Linked DNA regions of Homo sapiens: region 2 is linked to region 1. A link is a loop called in an ENCODE intact Hi-C map of the cell type or tissue named here. Cell type or tissue: CD14-positive monocyte. All regions are shown on one strand.

Region 1 (4,000 bases):
CTCAGCTCACTGCAACCTCCGCCTCCCTCCAAGTAGCTGAGACTACAGGCATGTGCCACCAGGCACGGGTAATTTCTGTATTTTTAGCTTGTTGCCCAGGCTGGTCTTGAACTCCTGAGCTCAAGTCATCTACCCGCCTGAGCTTCCCAAAGTGCTGGAATTACAGGCATGAGCCACTGCACCTGGCCTGTTGTTTTGCTTTCATTCATGTGTTCACTGGAGTAGCATTTTAATTTCCTCCAAGAGCTTTCCCTTTGCATTCACAACATGGCTAACTGGTTCAAGAAGTCTAGCTTTCAGCCTACCTTGGCTTTCACAAAGCATAATCATTTCTAGCTTTGATGTAAAATGAGAGATGTATAACTCTTCCTTTCACTTGAACACTTAGAAGCCACTGTAAGGTTGTTTTTTGTTTTTGTTTTTTGAGACAGTCTCCCTCTGTTGCCCAGGCTGGAGTACAGTGGTGCAATCTTGGCTCACTGAAACCTCTGCCTCCCAGGTTCTAAGCAATTCTCCTGCCTCAGCCTCCGGAGTAACTGGGATTACAGGCACGCACCACCACACCCTGCTAATTTTGTATTTTTAGTACAGACGGGGTTTCGCCATGTTGGCCAGGCTGGTCTCGAACTCTTGTCCTCAGGTGATCCACCTGCCTTGGCCTCCCAAAGTGCTAGGATTACAAGCGTGAGCCACCGCACCTGGCCCATTGTAAGGTTATTAATTGGCCTAATTTCAATATCATTGTGTCTCAGGGAAAAGGGAGGCCAGAGGAGAGAGAGAGAGATGGGGGAAGTGTCAGTTAGTGGAGCAGTCAGAACACACACCACTTATCAGTTAAGTTCACCATCTTATATGCACGTGGCTCATGGCACCCCAAGACAATTACAATAGTAATATTAAAGATCACTGATCCCAGCTTGGGCAACATAGCAAGACTCTGTCTCTACAGATAGTTTTTTTTTTTAATTACCCTGGCATGCTGGTGCATATTTGTGGTCCCAGCTACTTGGGAGGCTGAGGCAGGAGCGTGAGACCTGGAGGCTGAGGCTGCAGTGAGCTGCGATTGTGCCACTGCACAACAACCTGGATGACAGAGTGAGATCCTATCTCAAAAAAAAAAAAAAAATCACTGATCACAGATCACCATAACAGATTTGCTAATAATGAAAACAGTTGAAATATTATGAGAAATGCCAAAATGTGACACAGGGACACAAAGTGAGCACAGGCTGTTGGAAACATTGTGCCGATAGACTTGCTCCATGCAGGGTTGCCACAAACCTTCAATTTGTAAAATATGCAAAATTTGCAATGCACAATAAAGCAAAGCACAATAAAACAAGATTTGCTTGCACTTCTCAATACCTCTGCTGTTACCATTAGAGTTCAAGCCACCATCCATCTCCTGGTCTATTGCAATAATCTCATAACTGGTAGCTGCTTCCCTCTTGTTTGCTTGGAATCAATCCTCTACACAGTAACCAGAATTATCTTTTTAAAGCATAAAGTAGATTATGTTACCCTTCTACCCCAAACCCTCTAATGGCTTTCCTTCCCACTCAGAATAAAACCCATGACCTGTAAAGCATGACATTATCTGGCCTTAGCCTGCCTCTCCAACTACCTCTCCAACTACTCTCCCCTCTCTCACTCAGCTCCCAGCACATTAGCCTTTTGGCTATTTCTTGACACATCATGCTTATTTCTAGCCCTTTATCCAGGTCTTTGCCTCACTTGCATCTTTGCGCAAACATCCACTCAGCGAAGCTTTTCCCGACCATTCCACCTAAAATTGAGCCCTGTCTCTTAACACTCTGTATCCCTTATCCTGCTTTATTTTTCTTTATTGTACTAATCATATATATCATCAAGTATTTCTTCGTTTATCATATGTTTCTCCTCTAGAACCTAGGCTTTAGAAAGACTTTGTCTCTGTAATCCTAATGCCTAGAAGAGTGTCTGGCACAGCCTAAGAAGCCCAGGACTTCAGTCTATTACAAAGGAAACTGGCATTGATTTTAGAAGGAATAATAAGTTAGTAGCCTTATAATATGCAAGGAGAAGGTAGGGTGATCAACTTTCCCACTTTGCTAAGGGCTACGAGGCTTTCTGGGACATAGGACTTTCTTTTTAAAAACAGGACAGTCCCAGGCAAACTGGGACTGGTGATCACCCTAGAAGAACGCTATACATTTTTTTAAAAGTAGACGGACTCAGCCCGGCTCAGTGGCTCACGCCTGTAATCCCAGCACTTTGGGAGGCCGAGGTGGGAGGATCACCTGAGGTTGGGAGTTCGAGACCAGCCTGGCCAACATGGAGACACTCCATCTCTACTAAAAATACAAAATTATCCGGGCATGATGGCGCACGCCTGTAATCCCAGCTACTCAGGAGGCTGAGGCAGGAGAATCACTTGAACCTGGGAGGTGGAGGTTGCAGTGAGGCGAGGTTGTGCCATTGCACTCCAGCCTGGGCAACAAGAGTGAAACTCCGTCTCAAAAAAAAAAAAGTAGATGGACTCTACTTGAGTCCAATCTGATGTACTCATACCTGGATAATAATAAAAATAGCTACCTTCACTTAGTAAGCATTGGCTATATACCAAATATTGTGTGAGTACTTTAAATACATTCTCTCATTTAATTTTTAAAGTACTCTTATGAGATAGGCATTTAGTTAACAAACTCACCTAAAGTTGAACAGTTTGAGTGAAAGAGCTATAGAATTAATAAAAATATACAACTTGGTAAGTACCGAAATGAACATTTGGAGCAGATCTTGTATAATTCTGAAGGCAAGACTTTGTCCTCAGATACTTTATTTAGCTTAAGATTTTTTTTTTTTATCAGTTTCATTGTTTAAGGGAAGTTAGCAGGACTCAGTCAAAAAGAGGTCTGGGATCTTTTGCAAAACTGGGGGCAATTGATCTTGGTCGGTAAAACTGAGAAAAGTAAATTGTTTAGATGTTGAATGGGGTCTGGGATTCCTTGGTCTCACTGACTGAATTCATACTGCTAGTAACTAGACCCTCAATTCAATTTTCATACTAGAACTCAGGTCCAAATTCAGTTCACCTAAAATGATTTATTTTACCTATTATTTAATGCAGTGACCATAGTAGGATATAAATTACATGAGATCCTAGATGTACTGGTCTGAATTTCATTCCCCATATGACTTCACTCACAGAGATAACTGTAGGGATAGGCATAGATAAAAGTTAGAGTGGGCTTTGGAATAAAATAATCCTAGATTTGACCTCTGGCTTCACAATTTACTATCTATGTGACTTTTGGCAAGCTACTTTACCACTCTGCCCTTCTGTTTTTTTCTTTAGTAAAAGAAGATAATATTCACCTCACAGGATGATGATTAAATTAGATAATTTATGTTAATCTGTTTGGCAGAGTAAGTGCTAAATAAGTGGTGTCTATTAATATTAATAATAGCCTGGCCGGATTCTTGTTATTGCTTTTGCTTATCAAACTGGATATTAAAAGAGCATTGCTACAGCCTGGGCAACATAGTGAGACCTCTTCTTTACTAAAATAAAAAATTGGGCCAGGCGCAGTGGCTCACGCCTGTAATCCCAGCACTTTGGGAGGCTGAGGCGGGCAGATCACAAGGTCAGGAGATCGAGACCATCCTGGCTAACACGGTAAAACCCCATCTCTACTAAAAAATACAAAAAAATTAGCCAGGCGTGGTGGTGGGCGCCTGTAATTCCAGCTACTGAGGAGGCTGAGGCAGGAGAATGGCGTGAACCCGGGAGGCGGAGCTTGCAGTGAGCCGAGATTGTGCCACTACACTCCAGCCTGGGCCACAGAGCAAGACTCCATCACAAAAAAAAAAAAAAAAAAATTGGCCAAGCATGGTGGTATGCACATGTGGTCCTAGCTACTTGTAAGGCTGAGGCAGGAGGATTGCTTGAGCACAGGAGGTCGAAGCTGCAGTGAGCTGTGATTGCACCACCACACTCCAACCAGGGCAACACGGTGAG
Region 2 (4,000 bases), 210 kb before region 1:
ACCTATATGTCTGGTTGATCCCAGGTTTCCCACCAGAGACATTTTCACTGAGTGCAGGAGATGTAGGGGAGGAATGACCAGAGCCCACAGATCCTGGTCGAAAGGACGTGCTCTTTTTGGCTACCTGCTTCCGTGACTGGGCAAGCTGGCTTTCCAAGCTTCTAGGAGATTAGAGAAGAGGGCATATAGTAAGGGATGTGGAAAATATAATATGAAAGAAACTGAAGAAAAAGAAAGAATAACACTCACTCACTGTCACCTGCTTGGGGGGATAGAGGTGGAGCAGGTGGGAAAGGTGGGGCAGGTGGAGCTGTAGGCTGTGGGGGTTCCACTGGCTTGAACTGGGTTCCAGTACCGGTCAGATCCTGTGTGTACTGGACAACAGGGCCTTTGCTCCTCACAGCACCTATAGGAAAAAGGAAATTGAGCACTGAGAAGATGATAGCTATGACGCTTGTATTCAGTCACACATCTGATCCTTAACTTATACAATATAAAAAGGAAGCAATGGCTGGGCGCAGTGGCTCTTGCCTGTAATCCCAGCAGTTTGGGAGGCCGAAGTGGGCAGGTTGCTTGAGGTCATGAGTTTGAGACCAGCCTGGCCAACATGGTGAAACCCCGTCTCTACTAAAAATACAAAAATTAGATGGGCATGGTGGTGCACATCTGTAATTCCAGCTGCTCGGAAGGCGCAGGACAATCACTTGAAACCAGGAGGTGGAGGTTGCAGTGAGCCGAGATCACATCACTGTACTCCAGCCTGGGCAACAGAACAAGACTTCGTCTCAAAAAAAAAAAGCAGCAATGGACACATTTTGAGTAAGTGCTTAGACTCTCAGTTCCCATTATTGACTGGCATGGACGCTGGCATACATTGTTTTTTGACTTAGATAATACTTTTTCTTTTATTAAAGTGAAAGCAAGTTTATTCACAAAGTAAAGGAATAAAAGAATAACGGCCAGGCGCGGTGGCTCATGCCTTTAATCCCAGCACTTTGGGAGGCTGAGGCGGGCAGATCACCTGAGGTCAGGAGTTCAAGACCAGCCTGGCCAACATGGAGAAATCCCGTCTCTACTAACAATACAAAAATTAGCCTGGCATGGTAGCAGTCGCCTGTAACCCCAGTTACTCGGAAGGCTGAGGCAGGAGAATTGCTGGAACCCGGGAGGCGGAGGTTGCAGTGAGCTGAGATGGTGCCACTGCACTCCAGCCTGGGCAAAAGAACCAGACTCCATCTCAAAAAAAAAAAAAAAAAATTGCTACTCTGTCGGCAGAGTAGCCTCTTTTTTTTCTTTTTATAGACAGTGTTCCACTTTGTTACTCAGGCTGAAGTGCAGCGGTGTGACCTTAGCTCATTGTAACCTTGAAATCCTGGGCTTCAAGCAATCCTCCTGCCTCAGCCTCCAGAGTAGCTAAGGCTACAGGTGCACACCACCACACTCAGCATTTTTTTTTTTTAAGAGATAAGAGTCTTTCTATGTTGCCCAGACTGATCTCCAACTCCTGGCCTCAAGTGATACTCCCACCTCAGCCTCCCAAAGTGCTGAGACTACAGACACGAGCCACCATGCTGGGCCTTAGATAAGACTTTATATCTTCCTATCTCAGATGATTTACCTAATTATGTTATACTTTGGGGAAATATTTTCAGAAATATATTCTTTAACCAACTAATTTTGGCAGGAAAAATCAACCAGAAAGTATGACAGTAATATTAAAAAAGAAAACCAAATCTGTTTTTTGTTTGTTTCTGAGACAGGGTCTCGTTCTGTCACCCAGGCTGGAGTGCAGTGGCACGATCTAGCTCACTGCAACCTCGACCTCCTGGCTTCAATTGATCCTCCCACCTCAACTTCTTGAGTAGCCTGGACTACAGCTTAATGCCACTGTACCCAGCTAATTTTTGTGTTTTTTTGTAGAAACAGGGTTTCACCATGTTGCCCAGGCTGGTCTTGAATTCCTCAGCTCAAGCAAACCACCTACCTGTCTCAGCTTCCTAAAGTGTTGGGATTATAGATGTCAGCCACTGTGCCTGGCCAGGTCTGGGTTTTAAAGAAAACTGACTATACGCTGGATGTGGTAGCTCATACTTGTAATCCTAGCACTTTGGGCAGCCGAGGCAGGTAGACAGCTTGAGCCCAGGAGTTCAAGACCAGCCTGGGTAACATATCAAGCCCCGGGTCTATTTAAAAAAAAAAGAAAAAGAAAAAACTAACCATAGATAACACACAAAACTGACAATTCTCATGTGGATAACAGAGGGTAACTACTATCACCCTAACCTAAAGCCAACTGTTTCAGATTTTTATGTGGTTGTTTAGAACAAATTAGAGCCACAGCATGTGGAAGCAGCAGCACAAATTGATCACCATGATTGGAAACAACTCAGGGCACATATCCTGTTTCCAATGAGTATACAGTGTAACCATGCTAATCAAAGGATAGCCATTGTATATAATCTCCTTTGCTGGTTGGCCTGTTTCTTCCTTCCTCCAGGAATCTTTCAGGACATACCCATATTTGGACGTGTCCTGAGCTGTCCTTGCTTCTTCTCCAGTGCAGAGGCTGAGGATGTTTTCATGCTGAACATGGGCTCCAGCCGTGTAGAGCCTCGATAGATCCACTCACATCTTTTGTCATCCTGGGGAATTGAGAGAAAAGAATGAAGGGAAATAGCTTAAAGGCTAGAATCTATCCTGTCCTGTGTAGAGGATATATACCATGTGTCACCTCTGGGAATCCTCCCTGATGAGCCTTAAATTCCTTAGTCTAAGCTAAGCACAGTGGCTCACGCCTGTAGCTTGTAATCCCAGCACTTTGGGAGGCTGAGGCAGGTGGATCACCCGAGGTTGGGAGTTCAAGACCAGCCTGACCAACATGGAGAAACCCCGTCTCTACTAAAAATACAAAATTAGCCGGGTGTGGTGGCGCATGCCTGTAATCCCAGTTACTCGGGAGGCTGAGGCAGGAGAATTGCTTGAACCAGGGAGGCGGAGGTTGTGGTGAGCCGAGACTGCACCATCGTACTCCAGCCTGGGCAACAGGAGCGAAACTCCATCCCCCCCAAAAAAAAATTCCTTATCTACTTAATAAAGTATGTGCCAGGATCCATGATGGGTATCAGGAACACAACAATGAAAAATATATACTCCTTGTTTAAGGAATTACAGGAGCAACAGATATCTATACTGAGTATAAGAGGTATGACAGCTGGGCACAATAGCTCACACCTATAATCCTGGTATGTCGAAAGGATGAGGCAGACAGACTGCTTGAGCTCAGGAGTTCGAGACCAGCCTGGGCAACATGGCGAAACCCGTCTCTACTAAAAATACAAAAATCAGCCAGGTGTGGTGGCATGCACTTGTAGTCACAGCTACTTGGGAGGCTGATGTGGGAGGACCACTTGAACCCTGGAGGTTGAGGCTGCAGTGAGCTGTGATTGCACCACTGCACTCCAGCCTGGGTGGCAGAGTGAGACTGTCTCAAAAAACAAAACAAAACAAAACAAAACAAAACAAAACAGGCCAGGCGTGGTGGCTCACGCCTGTAATCCCAGCACTTTGGGAGGACAAGGCAGGTGGATCACTTGAGGTCAGGAGTTCGGGACCAGCCTGCCAACATGGTGAAACCCCGTCTCTACTAAAAATACAAAAAATTAGCCAGTCCCAGCTACCCGAGAGGCTGAGGCAGGAGAATCACTTGAACCCAGGAGGCGGAAGATGCAGTGAGCCGAGATCGTGCCATTGCACTCTAGCCTGGGCAACAAGAGTGAAACTCCGTCTGAAAACAAAACAAAACACCAAACAAAAAGCATGATAAGGATCATAAGGCCTTAGAAGTAACGGGCTGAGGTAACACCAAGAAGAAATATAACTTCTAATTTCTTCTGGCTACTCTGGGCACACTGCCTATCAGGTAGCCTTGTTCTGCAAGCAGCAGTATTAAAAAATGTTTTTAAAACTTTTAAAAATAAGAAATATGATTCTAAGAAGGGAG

Evidence for each region. Hi-C counts contacts between places; a loop is a spot of excess contacts. Peaks named below come from ENCODE experiments on the same cell type or tissue, not always from the same donor. Only the 100,000 strongest peaks of a DNase experiment are listed, where the experiment ranks them.
Region 2: it touches region 1 in a loop (4-fold over the local background); 1 of 110 quality-filtered maps calls a loop at or near these places.

Annotation. Positions count from the first base shown.
Region 1 is chr1:150,735,617-150,739,616 of GRCh38, reverse strand. All of the region lies in intron 7 of CTSS (cathepsin S), which reads left to right. Among named protein-coding and RNA genes, the nearest start is that of HORMAD1, 17 kb to the right of the region's middle. RefSeq lists a cis regulatory region at 2,370 and an enhancer at 2,298-2,442. In CD14-positive monocyte, no CTCF peak of the experiment used is centred here; no DNase peak of the experiment used is centred here; H3K27ac peaks cover 1,091 bases.
Region 2 is chr1:150,945,528-150,949,527 of GRCh38, reverse strand. SETDB1 (SET domain bifurcated histone lysine methyltransferase 1) reads right to left here. Exons shown (of 22, transcript NM_001366418.1): 10 at 2,516-2,642; 11 at 250-406; 12 at 3-161. Among named protein-coding and RNA genes, the nearest start is that of SETDB1, 21 kb to the right of the region's middle. In CD14-positive monocyte, no CTCF peak of the experiment used is centred here; no DNase peak of the experiment used is centred here.